Linked DNA regions of Homo sapiens: region 2 is linked to region 1. Evidence: chromatin loops called from intact Hi-C (ENCODE). Cell type or tissue: heart left ventricle. All regions are shown on one strand.

Region 1 (2,500 bases):
ACTCTACATACTAGCTTAGAAAAAAATAATCAATAATTTTTCCAGGAAGAGACAATGGAGAAAAGAATAATCCCTAGTAAAGGAAGTTATTATCATGAACTACAAGATCAGACAAACGCAGACCCACCAGGCAGAGGCCGGGAGAGATGCCTCAGCGGACCCAAACTCGTGGGTACGGGGCCACGGGTCACCCGCCCATCTATCCTGTTAACAGGGTCGTCCGCGCGGGAGGCTGCCCCTCTCTGCACAGGCGCCAGGAACCGCGGTCCAGCCTCCGTCCAGCCCAGACAGGGTCAGGGCGAAACCTGGGAGGCCGCGAAACCTGGGAGGCCACGAAGCCTGCTCTCCGCACCACGGCTTCCACCGGATTCGCGGGGGTGGAGTGCATCCGAAAAGAACTGAGGAGGCTCCCGCTGGAGCTGCAGGACCCAGCTCTTCGCCTTGGTTCCCTTGAGCACAAGCTTGGTAGACTTCACATAAGAGTACTAGGCCATGGCTCCGGGAGACTTCTGTGCGGAGAGGCTGAAGCCGGCTCAGGACGAGTGTGTGACCTGGAGCAGCACCAGGGCGGGGAGGAAAAGAAGTTGAGGCAAAGTAAACACTCCCTGACAGCGTAAGTCTGTCCAGAACCCGCCTTCGTCTTTACCCAAACGCTGAATGGCTGAGATTTCCACTTCCGGGTTTCTGCCAGGGAGCTACCGCGGCCGCAGAGGGCCGAAAGGTGTCCGCACGCATCTGCTCCCTCGTTTCCTCTCGAGGAGCCCCTGAGGATTTGTGCCTCCCAGAAGTGGGGAAAGCTCGCCCAAGGCGCCGGTGCTGACGGTGGCGGGACTGCCGGGCTCGCTGTGGAACCGCCTCCCGCTAGAGCTGCGGGCTGGTGACGGTCCCCGCGGGGGCGGGAAGCGGCTTAGGCTGCCCTCGCCGGCCTGCGGCGGCGAGTCTGGAAGCGCGGTCCACTCGTGCGCGGGTCACTCGGGGCTGTGCCTCGCGCGACTGTGTGTGCAGGAAACAAGCAGGAAATACCCTAAAATAGAATGAAGTGCCATGTTGAGGGCCGCGGACGTCGCGAGTGCTGTGGGAATGTGGGCTAAGGTGGAGAGTTATGGTGGCGCGTGTTACAGGCTCAGGGGTCAGGAAGAAGCCTAATCGTGGAGGCGGCATCTGAGGAGGGTCTTGAACGCTGGGCAGGCTTTTGCCCGATAGAGATGGAGGAAGCTAGTCCTGTCTGCTGGAGGAAACAGGGCAGAGGCGAGGAGGGAGCCGTGCAGCGCTGGTGTGAGGAGCCGCGAGCAGGCCAGGCCTGTAAAGCAGAGTGATGGGAACCAGGATAGAGAAGGCAAATCGGAGTCCTGTGGTCGCTGAAGAATTTGAATGAAATCAGTAAACAGGTGACAGGGATCCATCGCAAGAGCATGGGATGAAACGAGGAGTAGTCCACGGTGATTCCTCCGCAGCGATGGGTATTATTAATCGCTTATGTGACACCAAAACGGTGGGTATTATTGATAACGTATGTGACACCAAAACCACCCCACTCAAGTTGTGGCTCTTTCCCTAAAGTAGAAAACAGAGACCAGTTGGGTTCCAAGCATCCACGAAGATCTTACTAAATTTGTGATCCCCAGTGGCACCATGGAGTCAGGATTGGCTCATCTCAAACCTGACTCAGAAACAAAACCATCTCAATGTGCAGAGATTAGCGTCCTTACCCGCTATCATATTTTCTGGTGTTTTCACAGTGCTGCGCTTCCTAATCCCCATTCCACCACAATCCACATGCCATGATGCCCAGAGGCATTAACAAAGGAGACACACAGGGGCTCCTCACGTTGGCTTTCCATGGTTTTGATGAAAATCTGTTTCCTCATCTCATACAATGTGGTTAGTAATAGTATCATTTAGAGTTGAAGAATTAAATGGTACGAATTATATAGGGTGCTTATTATAACCTACATGGAAAATGCCTAGGATATGTTAGCTATGCTCATCACCAACATCGTTATATGATGGTAATAATCAGATAGTTAGGAAGGGCGACGCCAAGAAAATGGATACATGCTCTGAGGGAATGAATGTGGAGAGATCAGAAGGTCAAGAACAAAGCCGTACAACATGTCTGCAGTAAAGGGATAGAGAAAAGAAAGGCTATAAAAGAAGGAATGAAACAAAGTTAGAGTAAAATTATAAAATCAAAGCTAAGGACAATTTCCAGAAAGGGTAATATCATTTAATATCATAGAAGTTTAGGAGCACAAGATGGAAAAATGGCCTGTGGGTAACTGACATTGAGGCGGTCTTTAGGGAAACTCCATTTCCGATAGAGAAGTAGACAGAAAGTCAGCTTGAAGCAGGGACTAGGTGAAGAAGCTGTTGGCTGGTCGCATGGGGAAATAAATAAGGGATCGCATATGCCATATTTCTGGGTTTCTTTCTTTCTTGCCCAGCCTCTATATATGCCTAGAGTTTGGCGAAAACTTACAAAAAATAAAAATGAAACCAA
Region 2 (2,500 bases), 420 kb before region 1:
GACTACCTCAATGTCGGTTACCCACAGGCCATTTTTCCATCTTGTGCTCCTAAACTTCTATGATATTAAATGATATTACCCTTTCTGGAAATTGTCCTTAACTTTGATTTTATAATTTTACTCTAACTTTGTTTCATTCCTTCTTTTATAGCCTTTCTTTTCTCTATCCCTTTACTGCAGACATGTTGTATGGCTTTGTTCTTGACCTTCTGATCTCTCTACGTTCATTCCCAACAGGATGTATCCATTTTCTTCGCGTCGCGCTTCCTAACTATCTGATTATTACCACCATATAACGATGTTGGTGATGAGCATAGCTAACATATCCTAGGCATTTTCCATGTAGGTTATAATAAGCACCCTATATAATTCGTACCATTTAATTCTTCAACCCTAAATGATACTATTACTAACCACATTGTATGAGATGAGGAAACTGAGATTTTCATCAAAACCATGGAAAGCCAACGTGAGGAGCCCCTGTGTGTCTCCTTTGTTAATGCCTCTGAGCATCATGGCATGTGGATTGCGGTGGAATGGGGATTAGGAAGCGCAGCACTGTGAAAACACCAGAAAATATGATAGCAGGTAAGGACGCTCATCTCTGCACATTGAGATGGTTTTGTTTCTGAGTCAGGTTTGAGATGAGTCAATCCTGACTCCATGGTGCCATCAGGGATCAGGAATTTAGTAAGATCTTCATGGATGCTTGGAACCCAACTGGTTTCTGTTTTCTACTTTAGGGAAAGAGCCACAACTTGAGTGGGGTGGTTTTGGTGTCACATACGCTATCAATAATACCCACCGTTTTGGTGTCACATACGCGATTATTAATACCCACCGCTGCGGAGGAATCACCGTGGACTACTCCTCGTTTCATCCCATGCTCTTGCGATGGATCCCTGTCACCTGTTTACTGATTTCATTCAAATTATTCAGCGACCACAGGACCCCGATTTGCCTTCTCTATCTTGGTTCCCATCACTCTGCTTTACAGGCCTGGCCTGCTCGTGGCTCCTCACACCAGCGCTGCACGTCTCCCTTCTTGCCTCTGCCCTGTTTCCTCCAGCAGACAGGACTAGCTTCCTCCATCTCTATGGGGCAAAAGCCTGCCCAGCGTTCAAGACCCTCCTCAGATGCCGCCTCCACGATTAGGCTTCTTCCTGACCCCTGAGCCTGTAACACGCGCCACCATAACTCTCCACCTTAGCCCACATTCCCACAGCACTCGCGACATCCGCGGCCCTAAACATGGAGCTTCATTCTATTTTAGGGTATTTCCTGCTTGTTTCCTGCACACACAGTCGCGTGAGGCACAGCCCCGAGTGACCCGCGCTTCCAGACTCGCCGCCACAGGCCGGCGAGGGCAACCTGAGCCGCTTCCCGCCTCCGCGGGGACCGTCGCCAGCCCGCAGCTCTAGCGGGAGGCGGTTCCACAGCGAGCCCAGCAGTCCCGCCACCGTCAGCACCAGTGCCTCAGGCGGGCTTTCCCCACCTCTGGGATGCACAAATCCTCAGGGGCTCCTTGAGAGGGAGCCAGGGAGCAGATGCGTGCGGACACCTTTCGGCCCTCTGCGGCCGCTGTAGCTCCTTGGCAGAAACCCGGAAGTGGAAATCTCAGCCACTCAGCGTTTGGGTGAAGACGAAGGCGGGTTTTGGATAGACGGACGCTGTCAGGGAGTGTTTACTTCGCCTCCACTTCTTTTCCTCCCCGCCCTGGTGCCGCTCCAGGTCACATACTCGTCCTGAGCTGGCTTCAGCCTCTCCACGTAGAAGTCTCCCGGAGCCATGGCCGAGTACTCTTTTGTGAAGTCTACCAAGCTTGTGCTCAAGGGAACCAAGGCGAAGAGCTGGGTCCTGCAGCTCCAGCGGGAGCCTCCTCAGTTCTTTTCGGATTCACTCCACGCCCGCGAATCCGGTGGAAGCCGTGGTGCGGAGAGCCGGCTTCGTGGCCTCCCAGGTTTCGCCCTGACCCTGTCTGGGCTGGACAGAGGCCGGGCCGCGGTTCGTGGCGCCTGTGCAGAGAGGGGCAGCCTCCCGCGTGGACGACACTGGAAACAGGATAGATGGGCGGGTGACCCGTAGCCCCGTACCCATGAGTTTGGGTCCGCTGAGGCATCTCTCCCGGCCTCTGCCTGGTGGGTCTGCGTTTGTCTGATCTTGTAGTTCATGATAATAACTTCCTTTACTAGGGATTATTCTTTTCTCCATTGTCTCTTCCTGGAAAAATTATTGATTATTTTTTTCTAAGCTAGTATGTAGAGTGAAACCAGGATGAATCACACAGTGGTTGAGGTGTATATAGGCTTTGATAGGGATATGGGCTGGAACCTGCACTCCGTCATTTACTAATTTTGTAATTTGTGGCAAATTGGTTAATATGTCTGAACTTCCATTTACTCATTAAGAGATCAAGTATCTTTAAACCTCCGTTTACACATTTATACTTTCAGACCATTTTTTATACCTTTAGAAGACTGTGAGGATTAAATTAGAGAAC

What was found. Hi-C counts contacts between places; a loop is a spot of excess contacts. Peaks named below come from ENCODE experiments on the same cell type or tissue, not always from the same donor. Only the 100,000 strongest peaks of a DNase experiment are listed, where the experiment ranks them.
Region 2: a loop joins it to region 1, with 25 times the contacts of the local background. A loop is called at or near these places in 3 of 110 quality-filtered maps.

The regions. Positions count from the first base shown.
Region 1 is chr20:29,496,686-29,499,185 of GRCh38, forward strand. It overlaps the pseudogene FRG1EP. Among named protein-coding and RNA genes, the nearest start is that of FAM242B, 51 kb to the right of the region's middle. In heart left ventricle, no CTCF peak of the experiment used is centred here; DNase peaks (open chromatin) are centred at 296, 876 and 1,236; H3K4me3 peaks cover 841 bases; H3K27me3 peaks cover 410 bases.
Region 2 is chr20:29,078,602-29,081,101 of GRCh38, forward strand. It overlaps the pseudogene FRG1DP. Among named protein-coding and RNA genes, the nearest start is that of FAM242B, 470 kb to the right of the region's middle. In heart left ventricle, no CTCF peak of the experiment used is centred here; DNase peaks (open chromatin) are centred at 1,420 and 1,970; H3K4me3 peaks cover 1,067 bases.